Linked DNA regions of Homo sapiens: region 2 is linked to region 1. Evidence: chromatin loops called from intact Hi-C (ENCODE). Cell type or tissue: PC-9. All regions are shown on one strand.

Region 1 (8,000 bases):
GCTGCAGTGAGCTATGATCATACCACTACACTCCAGCCTGGGCAACAGAGTAAGACCCTGCCTTAAAAAAAATGTGAGTCAGATTGTGCTACTCCTCTGCTTTCAAACTCTGCAAAGGCTCCCACTTCACTCAGAGGGGAGCCAAAGTCCTTCCTGTGGCCTAGAAGGTTCTATGTGACCATCCTGACCTCTTACTTCCCTACCTCACCTACTACTTTGCCCTTTGCTTAGTCTGCTCCAGCCACTGGCTTCCTTGCTATTCTTTTAACACACCAGGCACATTCCACCCTAAGGCCTGAGCACTGGCTGTTCCCTCTACTGTGAACACTATTCCTCTGTTGTCCATATAGCTAACTCTCTTATTTCCCTTAGGTGATTTGCTAAATGCTTCTTTCTCAATGAGGCCCATTCTGATCTCCCAATTTAATACTCTAATCTACCCCTCTTACCCAGCTCTATTTATTTTACCATGACATATATTATTTTATTTTTAATTTATTTTTATTTTTGGAAACAGGTTTTCTTCTGCTACCCTGGCTGGATTGCAGTGGCGTGCTCATGGTTCACTGAAGCCTTGACCTCCTAGGCTCAAGTGATCCTCACTCATTAGCTTCCTTGAGTAGCTGGGACTACAGGCATGCGCCACCACGCCTGGCTAATTTTGTTGTTTCTTTTTTTTGTTTGTTTTGTTTTTTTTGTTTTTGTTTTTTGAGACAGAGTCTCGCTCTGTCACCCAGGCTGGAGTGCAGCGGTGTGATCTCGGCTCACTGCAAGCTCTGCCTCCCGGGTTCACGCCATTCTCCTGCCTCAGCCTCCCGAGTAGCTGGGACTACAGGCGCCCGCCACCATGCCCAGCTAATTTTTTTGTATTTTTTTTTTAGTAGAGATGGGGTTTCACCGTGTTAGCCAGGATGGTCTTGATCTCCTGACCTCACGATCTGCCTGCCTTGGCCTCCTAAAGTGCTGGGATTACAGGCGTAAGCCACTGCACCCGGCCAATTTTGTTTTTTTAAAAAAATGTTGTATAGAGACAGAGTCTCCCCTGTGTTGCCTAGGCTGGTCTGGAGCTCATGGCCTCAAGTGATCCACCTGCTTCAGCCTCTCAAAGTATTGAGATTACAGGCGTGAGCCACTGTGCCTGGTCATGTATCACTTTGTAATGCAGCATTTAACTTATTTATCCTGTTGCCCCTGCTAGAAGATGGGCTCTACCAGGTCAGGGACCTTTGTGTTGTTCACTGATATATCTGAAGCACCAAGAACAGTGCCTAGCGCTGAGTAGGTGCTCAATAAAAATGCACTGACAATGAATATCTGTTACTATATCTGCTTTGCCCCACACCCAAGTGTAAGACCCAGGGAATGGCAGATGTTCAGTAAATGTCTGTTGCATGACTCAGTGGGTAAGTGAGTGAATGGATGAATCAATGAATCAATCAAAGCCTGACTGCTGAAAATGCTAAGTATCTTCATATATCCTTTAGGAGGAACATTTTCCTTTGTAAAGTTTTTTTTTTTTTTTTGAGATGGAGTATGTCTCTGTTGCCCAGGCTGGAGTGCAGTGGCGCAATCTTGGCTCGCTGCAACCTCTGCCTCCTGGGTTCAAGAGATTCTCCTGCCTCAGCCTCCTGAGTAGCTGGGACTACAGGCGCATGCCACTACACCTGGCTAATTTTTTATATTTTTAGTAGAGATGAGGTTTCACTGTGTTAGCCAGGATGGTCTCCATCTCCTGACCTCATGATCCCACCCACCTCGGCCTCCCAAAGTGCTGGGATTACAGGCATGAGCTACCACATCTGGCCCTTTTTAAAGTTTAATTTGCCTTTGATTTGATATCTTTTCAACCTCTTTCTTCCTTCCTTTCTCTTTCTTTTTCTTTCTTCCTTCCTTTCTTTCTTTCTTTCTTTCTTTCTTTCTTTCTTTCTTTCTTTCTTTCTTTCATCTTTCTTTCTCTTTTTCTTTCCTTCCTTCCTTCCTTCTTTCCTTCTTTCTTTCTTTTCTTTCTCTCCTTCCCTCTTTCTCTCTTTATTTCTCTTGCTCTGTCACCCAGGATGGAGTGAAGTGGTGTGATCTCGGCTTGCTGCAACTTCTGCCTCTCGAGTTCAAGGGATTCTTGTGCCTCAGCCTCCCAAGTAGCTGGGACTACAGGCACCCGCCACCATGCCAGGCTAATTTTTGTATTTTTAGTAGAGATGGGGTTTTGCCATGTTGGCCAGGCTGGTCTCGAACTCCTGACCTCAAGAGATCTGCCCACCTCTGGCTCCCAAAGTGCTGGGATTACAGGCTTGAGCCACTGTGCCTGGCCCACATTCTTCTTCCTTCCTTCCTTCCTTCCTTGCTTCCTTCCTTCTTTCCTTCCTTCCTTCCTTCCTTTTTTTTTTTTTCTCTCTCTTTCTCTCTTTCTTTCTTTCAACAGAGTCTTGCTGTCACCCAGCCTGGAGGGCAATGACGTGATCTCGGTTCACTGCAACCTCTGCCTTCTGGGTTCGCGATTTTCCAGCCTTAGCCTCCCAAGTAGCTGGGACTACAGGTGCCCACCACCACGCCTGGCTAATTTTTGTATTTTTAGTAGAGATGGGGTTTCGCCATATTGGCCAGGCTGGTCTCAAACTCCTGACCTCCAGTGATCCGCCTGCCTTGGCCTCCCAAAGTGCTGGGATTATAGGCATGAGCCATCATGCCCGGCCCACATTCTTCTTTCTTAAAGGTCCTGATGCAGAGGGTGAGGACAATTAGTTTCTCCCAGGAGGAGAGGCCAATGAGACTCATGGTAATAAGAGTGACTAACATTTGCTGAGCACTTGCTGCGTGCCAGCTACTGGATTGTACATTTTAGGTGTATTATTTCATGCAATCCTCACTCCTCCCTGCAAGGAGGTGGGTTCTACTTCATTACCCCATTTTATGGATGAGCACATTGAGGTCCAAGAGAAGCCAAGAAATCCAACCAAAGTCACACCGGTAATAAGTGGGGAAGCTGGAATTTGAACTCTTGCAGCCTGACCCATAGGGACATCTACTGGATAGGTTTAAACTACGCATGTAAGGTTTTTGGTTTTTCCCCAAAGAGTAGGAAGCGGCCATGAAGGGCAAAGGATGAACATGATCTTTCGTGTGTAAATGATGGTGAATAATTCCTCCCTATGGGGATATTGTGGGGAATATCTTGGTTCATGGATGGAAAGCCCCTGGACAAGGGCCTGGAGGAAGAGACACATGCAAGTAAATTACCCTTTAAAGGAGGCTCAGGCTGGGCCAGAGATCTTACACATGGGCATCTACTGCCATCCTGGGGCCACTGTGCTGTATGACACGCTGTGGGTTCCCGTCTAGTTAAATTCGGGAGGGGCAGGGCTGGTCTCTGCAGTGAAAAATGGCTGCCTTCAGAACTGGGCTAGGAGCAAGGGAGTGGTTCTCAGGGAGGGGGTGGTGTCCTGGGGGCAAGGACTGCAGAACCCAGGAGTGCTAGGTCTGGGGACATAGACCTGAATAAGACACAGTCTTTGCCCATAGACTGATTAGTGTTAGGTAGTGTTAGTGAGACCTTGTCTCAAAAACAAACAAACAAACAAACAAACAAAAAAACCCGAGTCATTGTAGGAAGCCGAACTTCATGGAGCCCTTAGTAGGTGCCAGGCTCTCTCTGGGCTGCTTGCTTCATGAGCACATTCCATTTAATCCTCACAGCAACCGAGGAGTCTTGTCAGTGTCTGGGGAACGACAGGACTCCTGGGTCCAAACCCAGTTCTGCCATTTCTTGGGGACCTCCCTTTCCGGAGCATCAGTTTCCTCGGATGTAAAATGGAGACAGAATAGAAGCTGCCTCCTGGGATTGTGGAGACCAGAGGACATAGCACAGGGGGCTCTAAAGACCGTATGTGGTACATTGTCAACAGGCAGTCTGTGTCCAAGAAGCGGGCTGCCAGTTCTGAGCCACAGAGAAGATTAACCAAACAGCCAAGTGCAATGAAAAAGACCTGGGTCCCAGATCAATTGTTGTCAGTAAACTTGCTATGTGACCTTGGTGAGTCATTTCCCCTCTGTGAGCCTCTTTTGCCAGCCATACAATGTGAAGTTTGGACAAAATCACTCAGATTTTTGGCTATGGGGGCTACAGAAGAAGATCTAGAAGGCTTGCCTCCATCCATCCCCAATCCTGAGCATTAGTAGAAGGAGATAGCAATTCAAGGCTCCGTTGAAATAATGAGGTGGAGGCTGGTGTGATCCGTGAGTTGCAGAGGAGCCTCGCTCCTCAAAGTGTGGTCTTTACACCAGCCTCAGCATCACCTAGGAGCTTGTTAGAAATGTAGGCTCTCAGATACCACCCCGACTCACTGGCTCAGAACCTACCATGTAACACAATCGCTAGGATGCTCCTACCCACAAGTAAGTGGGACACACACTGATCTGGGGCACTGATTCTCAACCTTGGCCACACAGTCGAATCACCAAGGAGTCTTCAAAGGCTGCGGCATCCAAGCTGCGCCTCTGGGGATCTCTGCAGTGGGACCCAGACACCAGTGGTTTTTAAGAGCTCTCCAAGTAACCCCAATGTGCAACCTCATCTAATGTTGAGAAGGAATATATGTTTTATCTTTTGTATCAACTAAAATCAATAGAAAATCTTCTAGAATGTTCACAGAGAGAGATCTGATATCTGCCATAGGGGCCAGGTAGAAGTTTGACATAAAAGCCAGGTCATGGCTGGGAGTGGTGGCTCACACCTATGTCGACAAAAAGAGTCAAACTCTATAAAATACTTGAAGAGAAATATTAGGTAAATATGAGTGACCATGGCCCATGACACAGCCCTCAGGAGGTCCTGAGATTATGTGCCCAAGGTGGTTGGGGTGCAGCTTTTTTTTTGTTTTGTCTTGTTTTTGAGACAGTCTTGCTCTGTTGCCCAGGCTGGACAGCACTGGCATGATCTCAGCTCGCTGCAACCTCCGCTTCCCAGGTTCAAGTGATTCTCCTGCCTTAGCCTCCCAAGTAGCTGGGATTACAGGTGCACACTACCACGCCTGGGTAATGTTTTGTATTTTCAGTAGAGACAGGGTTTTGTTATGTTGCTCTGGCTGATCTTGAACTCCTGAGCTCAGGCAATCTGCCCGCCTCGGCCTCCCAAAGTGCTAGGATTACAGACGTGAGCCACCGCGCCTGGCTGATTTTATACATTTTAGGGAGGCATGAGACATCAGTCAAATACATTTAAGATGTACATTGGTTTGGTTTAGAAAGGTGGGACAACTCGATATGGGGGCTTCCAGGCTATAGGTAAATTTTAAAATGTTCTAGTTGACAATTGGTTGAGTTTGAGGACCTGAGATCAATAGAAAGGAAATGTTTGGGTTAAGATAAAAGACTGGGGAGGCCAAAGTTTTATTGTGCAGAAGAAGTTTATAGCTAGCAGGCTTCAGAGAGAATAGGTTATAAAATGTTTTCTTATGGGACTTAAAAGGGTTCCTGACTGTTGATTATCTCCTGGGTCTGCAAATGGAAGAGGAAAAGGAGGATTCTCTACAGAATGTAGATTTTTCCCACAAGAGTCAAACTTTGCAGGGCAATTTCAAGATATAACAAGGAAATATATTTGGGGTTAAACTATTTTGATTTCTTTCCTTATTTGTTATGTGATGTTATGCTGGAGAAGTATGATGAGGCACGTTTGACCCCTACTCCCCGTCAAGGCCTAAACCAGTCTTTCGGTCTTTCAGGTTAAATTTTAAGAATGTGCTGGCTGAGGAGGAAGTCCATTCAGACGGTTGGGGGCCTTAGAATTTTATTTTTGGTTTACACTTATAATCCCAGCACTTTGGGAGGCAGAGATGGGAGGATCACTTGAGGCCAAGAGTTTAAGACTAGCCTGGGCAAAAAAGGGAGACCCCCATCTGTACCAAAAGCAATTAAAAAATAATAATTAGCTGGGCATAGTAGTGCATGCTTGTAGTCTCAGATACTCAGGAGGCTGAGGCAGGAGGGTCGCTTGAGCCCAGGAGTTGGAGGCTGCAGTGAGTTTTGATTGCACCGCTGCACTCCAGCCTAGGTGACAGAGCACAACTTTGTCTTTTTTTTTTTTTTTTTTTTTTAGACAGAGTCTCACTCTGTCATCCAGGATGGAGCACACTGGCATAATCTTATCTCGGCTCACTGCAGCCTTCACCTCCCAGGCTCAAACAATGCTTCAGCTTCAACCTCCAGAGTAGCTGGGACTACAGGGCAACACCACCACACTTGGCCATTTTTAAATTTTTTGTAGAGACGAGGTCTCAGCCCAGGCTGATGTCGAACGCCTAGGTTCAAGCCATCCTCCTGCCTTGGCCTCCCAAAGTGCTGGGATTACAGGCATAAGCCACCATGCTCAGCTGTTCTTGTCTTTAAAAAAAAAAAAGCCAAGTCCATGACAAGAAGCCAAAATTTATGGAGCACTTACTAGGTGCCGGGTTCTGGGCTGCCTGCTTCAAGAGCGCATTCCATTTAACTTGCACGCTAACCAAGCTAGTATTATTGTCCCCATTTTATAGATGTGAGGCAAAGAGGTTATGATCCCTGGTCACACAGGCTCACACTGGCAGTGACAGACTAAGATTTGGACCCAGGTTACCTGAATATTTCACAACTAGGCTGACCCCAGTGGTCCTTAAACTGGGTTCCTTTGTGCTCCAGTTTCCTCAGAGGTGCCTGAGGAGCTTGTGTGGGGTCAGACCAAGCCTGGAAATCTCTCTCCTTTCCCTTCCCAGCTGGAAATGACCCTGGTGGCCTCCTGACATCCCTTTTCCACACTGGGTTTGGCAGACACTCCTTTTGGAGAGAGTGTTCCTTTCTTCACCAGCCTGGAGCACTCGGGTCACATGATGTTACCCAATGCTCCCTGACAGATCTCCCCCGCTTCCCCGCTGCTTGGGGACCCCAGAAGCTAATCCCCATGGCAGCAGGCACTCTGAGGGATTAGCACCGGGGAAATTAGGCGCCACATCTGCCAGCCCCTGGAGAGCTTGGTAAAGCCTGTGCCTCAGAGCCCAGGAAGCCATTCCTGTCCTCTGGAACACAGGGGACTCCCAGAGGCACTGTCAGCCAAACTGGGGCCCTAACTGCCCTGTTCTTGCTGGTACCTTCTGGAGAGGGTAAGTTGTGGCCAAGAGCCTGAGGGCCTGACCAGATTGTTCTCTGCAGGCTGGGGGTGGGGAAGAGGAGCTGGAATTCAATGCGGGGCACACAGGGTAACCAATGGTCCCATTTGCCTAGGACTGAGGGGTTTCTGGGAATGCAGGACTTTCAGTGCTAAAATCAAGACAGTCCTGGACAAACTGGGATGCCGGGTCACCTGGCAGGGGTTTCTGAGCTTGCTGTTTCTCTCACCTGGGAGGGGGAGCCATGGGAAGAGGAGGGCTGCTTTGATCCCCCGCATCCTCGTCTACCCTCCTTGTTTTCTAGCTTTTCTCTGTCCCCCTCCTCTTTTTCCAGCCCCTCAGGACCTCTTTTTGCCTTCACTCCTCTGACTCAGTTTCCTGCTTACGGGATCTCCTGTGGTGTAGACCTGAATCCTCAAAGAGCCAGAATCTTCCATGCCTTGGAGAGAATGAAGACCCAGGTGAGGCACAGCCTCAAGAAGCTGTCACCATGTGTCAGCTTCTGACACATGTCTGACCATGCCACCGTCCTTCTGGCTTCAAATATTGGGCTAAATCCCCCCCACGTTACCTTCATCATCATCATCATCATCATCATCATCATCATCATCATCATCATCATCATCTCTAGAGCTTGCACCTGCAGGCCAGGAACAGTTTCAAATGTTTTACATAAACTCACTGAATTATCAAAACAAACCAGAAACTAACTCCTCTTCCTTTTTACATCCCCAGAGGCCTCTGCCTGGAGTGACCCAAGCTCATTCCTAACTACCTGTTCAATGACTCTCTCCTCCTCCTCCCTCCCCCTAGGCTGAGCTCATCTGTATCTGTGAGCCCTGAAGCCCTTTATTACACCTCTAGCTACCA
Region 2 (8,000 bases), 660 kb before region 1:
CACGGTGAAACCCCGTCTCTACTAAAAATACAAAAAAATTAGCCAGGCGTGGTGGCGGGCGCCTGTAGTCCCAGCTACTTGGGAGGCTGAGGCAGGAGAATGGCCTGAACCCGGGAGGCAGAGCTTGCAGTGAGCCGAGATAGTGCCACTGCACTCCAGCCTGGGCGACAGAGTGAGACTCCATCTCAAAAAAAAAAAAAAGAAAAGAAAAAAAAAGAAAAAGAAAACAGGGTCTTTGCAGGTGTAATTAAGATAAGTATCAAAATAAAATCATGCTGGATTAGGGTGGGCCTGAAATCCAATGAGAGTGTCTTGATAAGAGACAGAAGAGTGCACAGAGACACAGACGAAAAGGCCTTGTGAAGACAGAAGCAGAGACTGGAGGGCAGGGGCACTCCACAAAATGCCAAGGATTTTGCCAGCAGCCACCAAAAGTTAGGAGAAAGGCATGGAATGGATCTTCCCTTAGACCCTCCATCACCCAGGCTGGAGTACAGTGGCGTGATCTCAGCGCATTGCAACCTCCACCTCCCGGACTCAAGCAATCCTCCTGCCTCAGCCCCCCAAGTAGTTGGGACTACAGGCTGGCTATTTTTTGTATTTTTTCGTAGAGATGGTGTTTCACCATGTTGCCCAGGCTGGTCTCAAACTCCTGGGCTCAAGCAATCCTCCCACCTCAGCCTCCCAAAGTGCTGGGATTATAGGTATAAGCCACCGCGCCCAGCCCACCTTGATTTCAGACTTCTGGAAGAACCATGAGAATAAGTTTCTGTTGCTTTCAGCTACCAAGGCTGTAGTAATTTGTTACAGCAGCCCTAAGAAAATAATCCATAGAGGACACACATGACACCCACATTGATAACTAAATGAATAATTATATGATAGCTACCTCCAGGGAGAGGTAGCGATGAGGAGGCGTCACAAGGAGGCTTCTGGGGAGCTGGTTATGTTCACTTCTTGACCTAGAGGCAGGTTATGCAGATGGGTTCATTTTGTGAAGGTATATTGAGCTGTACACAGGATTTGTGTGTTTTTGTGTTTGTTATACTTCAGGAAAAACTTAAAAAGATAAATTGCACAGGCCAGGTGCGGTGGCTCATGCCTGTAATCCCAGGACTTTGGGAGGCCAAGGCAGCTGGATCACTTGAGGTTAGGAGTTTGAGAGCAACCTGGCCAACATGGTGAAACCCCGTCTCTAATAAAAATACAAAAATTAGCCAGGCGTGGTGGTACACACCTATAATCCCAGCTACTCAGAGGCTGAGACAGGAGAATTGCTTGAACTCAGGAGGCGAAAGTTGCAGTGAGCCGAGATCATGCCACTGCACTCCAGCCTGGGTGACTGAGTGAGACTCCATCCCCCAAAAATAATAAAACAAAATAAAATTTAAAAAGATAAATTGCATAGGTAGATGTATAACTATAGATTGTGTTAAGTGCTTTGAAACAAAACTCATGGGTTATAGGAGACAGTATTTTTTAGTCAGCTAGGACTGCTATAACAAAATACCACAAACTGGGTGGCTTAAACAACATACATTTATTCCTCACAGTTGTGGAGGCTGGGAAGTCCAAGATTAAGGTGCCAGCAGATTCCTGGTGAGGGCTCTCTCCCTGGGTTTGCAGACAGCCACCCTCTTGCTGGGTCCTCACATGGTGGAAAAAGAATGATCTCTTTTCTTCTTACAAAGCCACCTTTCTCTGTTTACAGTTTTGTAACATTGGTAATCTGTGATGGTAGCGTCTGTCATTTATTGAACACCTATGTTCCAGAAACTTTACTGTGAAATAGGTACTATTGTCCCTCATTCCAGACGAGGAGGCTGAGGCTCACTTGCCTGTTCCTGGTAGATGGAGAATCTGTCTCATACCCTTTGACCCCACTGTCACTGTCTCTGAGCCAGCCATGCCTCAGGATCAGGCCTGGGGTGCAGGTGGAGGGCGTTGGGGAGCTTTCTATTTCCCTTACTACTAGTCCCAGTGATGTGGAGGATGACAGCCTGGAGGGAGGTGTCTGGGACAGCATCTGGCCAGGTACCTGGTGGGATGGTTTGCCCAACTGCCTGGGATGAGCTGCTTAGCCTCCCCACTTTCCTGAAAACCCAGGGCAAGAGTGTGTCTGGGAGGGAGGAGGACAAAGAGACCCAGTCACCTGGGCCACCACCTGGAGTGGCAGTTGGGGAGGAAGTGGGAAACGCTGGCTGCTTCTCCAGCCCTGGCCTCTTTCCTTCCCATCCGCTGGGCCTGACTTCAGTGCCCACCTCTAGGAGGGAGACTCAGAGAACCAGACTCACCTGCCTCCGAGCAGCTGTGGAGGCGACAGCCAGGTCTTAATGGCCTCTCCAGGGTCAGCTGAGGCCTGCCACGGGCACCTCCCCTCATAGCTGGACTGCTATTCAGAACACTGCAGCTGCAAGAAATTAGAGAAGCGAGGAGGCTGAGCAAGGAGCTGGTGCCAGGGGAGATCAGGGAGGAAGGGAATCAGGGCACCTTCTGGTCCTCCCAGTTCCTGAAAACCTACTGTCAGGCTGTACTTCCCCAAACAGCGTTTAAGGGAAGCCAGCCCCCTACCACAGGCTGTGCACTGCTCTGAACAACTCCAGGAGGCATCATCACATAGGTGACCACACGTGGTCTTGTGGTTCTCCGCTGCCACCCATGCCAGCCCTGCTTGGGTCCTGTCACCTCATCCCCTCACTCACAAACCTGGTTTCCCCAGCCCGGCACCCAAACCCATGCTTCATCGATTCGTTCTTTCCTTTAATATGTGTTTGTCAAGTGCAAGAACCACCCACGGGGCTTTAAGTTCTAGGGACATAGTAGAGTCAAGGCAGTCACCTCAGCCTTTGCAGTCTGGTGGGAAGCTTGGAGAGATTAACATTAAGCAGACACCATGAAATCTGGCTTGATAAAACTCCAATTAACCCTCTTGAGAGTTCACCAGCAGTCTCCGTTCTCTCAATAAAATCCGCAGCCTGGAGCTCAGGAAACAATGAATGTTCAGAGCCAGGGTTTCCCTCTGCAACCTGCCCCCGCACATCTGGTTTTATCTAAATTCCTGGCACCTGCCCACTACCAGCTCCAACTGGGTCAGAACACAGGGCTTCTACCGAGTAAATACAAATATTTAACCACTTATACATATGATGACTACTTGGCAGGAGAAGCATTGCAAGTGTGTAACATGGGAATTCGACCCCATTTTAGCAATCCAGGAGGGCTTCCCAGGAGAGGTGACTTTTAAGATGTGCTCAGAAGGATGACTCAAAGTTGACCCAGACTTCTTGAGGGAGAGAAGAAGCCTTCCTGGCCCCTCAACAACCCAGATTGCTCAGCCACAGTCAGACAACCCATGCCACCAGGATGTCACCAAGATTTGACAACCGAGACTCTCAGACACTCTCTCTCCCTGGCACACATACACACTCGTACACACGATGACAGCCATGGGACGGCCAGGCAGCTGGACGTCTTTGTCCCCCACTCCCAGCCTGATGGCCACCCCATCAGTCCTTTGCTCCTTCACTCTGCTTCCCATCAGTCCCCTCCTTCTGGGAGTCACAACTCCCTGGGTTGTGATTCTGGCTTCATATTCACTGGCCATGTGACCCTGGGCACATTACTCAAGCTCCTGGATACTGCTCCTCCACTGTCAGTGAGGGTCATGATCCTCCCTGCCTCTCAGGGCCACAGAGAAGGTTAAGGCTCATAATTCCCGTAAAGCACCTTTGCAGCGCCTGTCCCTCCACAGTGGCAGCTCTTCTTAGCACGGTTGCTGTCACTATCATTCGCTGTGGCCTTGCTCTGGCCCCACCCCCATGCCCCTCCTTCTCCCAGCCTACTGTCTCCCCACTTCTGCCTGGGCCTCCTCTCTCTCTCCTCTCCCTCCTTCCAGAGCCTGAGACCCAGAATTCCTGAAGGGCTGGGGACAGGGAAGGGGCAGCCAGCTCCCCAAACAGAAATGTCACCTGCTTGGAGTCCCCAGTGGAGGGGTGGGGTGGAAGCTTTCTGCTCAGCCTTGAGAACCCTGCCCTAACCCCCCACAGAGCCTGATACAGGCTCAAACCTGCATCAGGTCAAACCACCCCCACAGAGACAGAGCTGGGTGGGTTAGGCCGCTACCTGAACCTGGGTCGCTGTCTGCAAGCCAGCCAGGGAGGGGACTGGCCTCACCCCCTCAGAGGGGTGAAGATGCTCTGGGATCTAAGTCCACACTGAGGACAGCGGGAGGTGGAGAGCACCTCACGGAGGGGGGTTTGAATCCCGGGGCCTCCTTTACTCCTCTGGATCATCTTTGAGAAGTCGCCTCTTCTCTCCAAGCCTTGGTCTCCTCATTGGTAAGATGAGGCTGGACAATTCCTGCCTACCACCCACTCAGGGCTGTTGGGAGAAACAGTTGAGAAGAGGGCAGAAGGGAATCCTGTCAAGCCTGGGAACCAACGCCTTTCCGTCGCCAGTTGAGCTCTACGTTTTGGCCAGCAGATGGCGCGATAGAAGCGCCAGTGTCTCCGTTCCAGGCCCCGGACATTTGTTAAACGTGGCGAAACTGTTACTCAAGATCCCAAACTCTAGAGCTGATGGATCTCAGATTCTACCCCCTTAAGCTGCGCGCGGTGGCTCATGCCTGTAATCCCAGCACTTTGGGAGGCCGAGGTGGGTGGGTCATGAGGTCAGGAGTTCAAGACCAGCCCGGCCAACAGGCTGAAGCCCTATCTCTACTAAAAATACAAAAATTAGCCCGGCCTGGTGGCGGGCACCTGTAATCTCAGCTACTCAGGAGGCTGAGGCACGAGAATTGCTTGAACCCGGGAAGCAGAGGTTGCAGTGAGCCGAGATTGTGCCACTGCACTCCAGCCTGGGTGACAAAGCGAGACTCCAAAAAAAAAAAAAAAAAAAAAAAAGCCAGGTGCGGTGGCTCACGCCTGTAATCCCAGCACTTTGGGAGGCCAAGGCCGGTGGATCACAAGGTCAGGAGATCAAGACCATCCTAGCTAACAGGTGAAACCCCGTCTCTACTAAAAATACAAAAAATTAGCCGGGCGTGGTGGTGGGCGCCTGTAGTCCCAGCTACTCGCAAGGCTGAGGCAGGAGAATGGCGTGAATCTGGGAGGAGGAGCTTGCAGTGAACTGAGATCCAGCCACTGCACTCCAGCCTGGGCGACAGAGCAAGACTCCGTCTCCATATAAATATATATATATATATATACCTCCTTAATAGCAATGTGACTGGGTAAGCTACTTAACCTCTCTGAACCTCAGTTTCCTCATCTGGCATCCCTTCTTCTGGGGTTGTTGGAAGATTGATTTTCTCCAGGATGCAGAGCGCAGCGTCAGTGCTCAGTGACATGACTGGTACAACCCACTCAAGGGCGAGGCTGCAGCTCCGTCTATCCCCGCTAAGCACCCCTGGTTTCAGCCACACCTCGTGCCCACTCCAGCCAGGCCTCCAGGTTTCACTCACACCCTCTGCCCTCTGACTGGAATGTTCTCTTCCTCCTTGTTTCATGATTTCCTAGGAACTTTGAGACTTCTTGGGTTTTTCCCTAATTGTATTTTGAAAACTTTATCCAGGTATTACTTATAGATCATACAATTCACTCACTTTAAGGGTACAAGTCAATGATTTTCAGTAAGTTTACCAAGTTGTGCTCGAGATTTGATTTTTAAAATCCTGCATCTCAAATTCTACCTCTTTCCTGAGTCTCAGACCATGTGTTCAGCTGCCCCTTGGCTGTTGCCCCTTGGCTGTCCCCTGCCCCGCCAACTCAGTACATCCCCAGCCGGATCCATCACTGTCTTCCCTTCCCTTCTCCTCTCCCATGTCCCTTCTTGGCCAGCAATCCCATCCTTTTTCTCTATGTTCTTAGCACTTTGTTCGAGACCTGGCACATAGTAGGTGCTCAATAAAGGTTTGCTAAGTGGGCTAGGCACATGGCTCACACCTGTAATCTCAACACTTTGGGAGGCTGAGGTGGGCAGATCACTTGAGGTCAGGTGTTCGAGACCAGCCTGGCCAACATGGTGAAAACCCATCTCTATGAAAAAATAACAAAAATTAGCCGGGCATGGTGGCGCGTGCCTGTAATCCCAGCTACTTGGGAGGCTGAGGCAGGAGAATCGCTTGAACCCGGGAGGTGGAGGTTGCAGCGAGCTGAGATGGCGCCACTGCTCTCCAGCCTGGGCCACGGAGCAAGACTCCATCTAAAAAAAAAAAAAAAAAAAAAGTTTGCTGAGTGAATGAATAAAACCAACGTGACCCTTTACCCACATTTGATTGTTCACCCCTCACCTCCCACCACCTAGTCACCTGTTAGATCTACCTTGGAACTGTCTGCCTGGTGTTCACCCTTCCCAGAGCCCTGCTGCCCTGGCCTTGTACTCACCCATGCCCTGCCTCACTGTCTCTCCTCTGTTTTTTTTTCTGTTTTTTTTTTTTTTTTTTACTTCTTCTCTGCCCCATCCCAGAGTGACTTCTCAGAAAAGCACACGTGATCCCACCACCCTCTCCCTAAGAATGTGCTACCCACTCATCTGCAATGATGTCAACACCCCCAAGTCTAACACCAGCAGCCCCCCGGGATTTGGTCCCAGCCCATTTCTTAGGCTCAGACTCAACCCGCTCCTTCCCCTCTCCAACTCTCTCAGGTTCTAATCATCCCAAACCACAAGAGCAGTATGATGCCGTGATTAAAAGGCAGGACGGGGTCAGGCTTCCTGGAGTCCGCATCCCAGTGGCAGCACCTCTCTGAGCCTCAGCTTCCTCATCTGTAAAATGAGAGTGATAATAGCATCGACCTTGTAGAGTTGTTGGGAGGATTAAATGAGGTGATGAAGGTAAAGCACTTAGAAAGGGCTTGGTACACGGTCCATACTCAATGTTAGTTTCGTTTCACTGACAACTCCCAGCTGAATTTCTGCTCGCCAGGGATAGACTGTCTTTCCCCTTTTTCTCCACTAGGGGTGCTGCAACCTATTTCACGATACCGGGGAGATGTGCTCCATCTGGGAGGCCTTCCCCAGGTCAGATTTAGCCAGCCCTTCCTGGGTCACAGAGCTTACCCACTGGGACCTCTCGTGCCACCTCTCCCAGGGCCAATCCAACCCCACGTCTTGCCCCACTTACCTCCCAAGCAGCCCTCAAATTTCTCCCCTTCTCTCAACCCCCTGCTGTCTCCCTGACACAGGCTGCCATCGCGCTCATTACGCACCCACTCTCCCCTTCTCTCCACCCCATTGCTGCCTCCCTGGCACCAGCTGCCATTGTGCCCATGCCTCGCCCACTCTGCCCCTCCAGTGTTCCATCCAGAATGGACAGCTGTCCTCACTGTCCTTCCCTGAAGCCTTCACTGGCTCCTAAGTATGGTCCACTAGAGCCTCAGCTGCATAACGCACCCCTTCCTTTGCCAGCTGGGTTCCAGCCACACTGGCCTCACAAGCACCCTGCCCTCTCCCAGCTCAGGGCCTTGGCACATGCTGTTTCTGCCTCCTGGACCCTCTTTCCCCACCCTATCAGTCCTTATTCAACTCCTTTAGATGCTGACCTCCCCAGAGATGCCATCTCTGACCCTCCCACCACCAAGTACATCAAGGTCCCCCATGATGTCTTCATAGCACTCTGTACTTCCTCTCCTTAACCCTTATCACCGTTTATAATATGCAGTTGAATGGCTATTTGAGGAATATCTGCCTCCCCACTTCCTTTAAAAGCTTCCTGAGAGCAAGGCTGTGGATGTCTTTCATTATGTCCCCAGAGGGTTGGCATATGCCAGAGGAGTGAATGAATAAAAAGGGAATATTTCCTTATGTGTCTTTCTCGCATGTCAGGTCCCCATTCCCAGACTGATCCCCTACCCCACCTTGGCCTGGAACTTCAGTGGGAATCAACAAATGCTGTATGGATGAATGATAACACCCTTTTCCTGGTTTCCTTAAGGTTGATATTTTAACTACTCTTAAAGAAACTGTGATGTGTTGTGATAAAATATTATTATTATTATTTT

Evidence for each region. Peaks named below come from ENCODE experiments on the same cell type or tissue, not always from the same donor. Only the 100,000 strongest peaks of a DNase experiment are listed, where the experiment ranks them.
Region 2: a loop joins it to region 1, with 7 times the contacts of the local background. A loop is called at or near these places in 7 of 110 quality-filtered maps.

Annotation. Positions count from the first base shown.
Region 1 is chr1:22,971,896-22,979,895 of GRCh38, reverse strand. LACTBL1 (lactamase beta like 1) reads left to right here and starts at 7,030. Exons shown (of 8, transcript NM_001289974.2): 1 at 7,030-7,124; 2 at 7,465-7,591. The coding sequence starts at 7,580. In PC-9, CTCF peaks have their summits at 3,046 (motif pointing left) and 3,250 (motif pointing left); DNase peaks (open chromatin) are centred at 1,405, 2,825 and 3,275; H3K27ac peaks cover 3,521 bases.
Region 2 is chr1:23,634,090-23,642,089 of GRCh38, reverse strand. MDS2 (myelodysplastic syndrome 2 translocation associated) reads right to left here. Exons shown (of 6, transcript NR_167910.1): 5 at 2,295-2,410; 6 at 1,522-1,762. Among named protein-coding and RNA genes, the nearest start is that of MDS2, 11 kb to the right of the region's middle. In PC-9, CTCF peaks have their summits at 4,293, 4,493 (motif pointing right), 6,760 and 6,965; DNase peaks (open chromatin) are centred at 4,499 and 6,959; H3K4me3 peaks cover 608 bases; H3K27ac peaks cover 339 bases.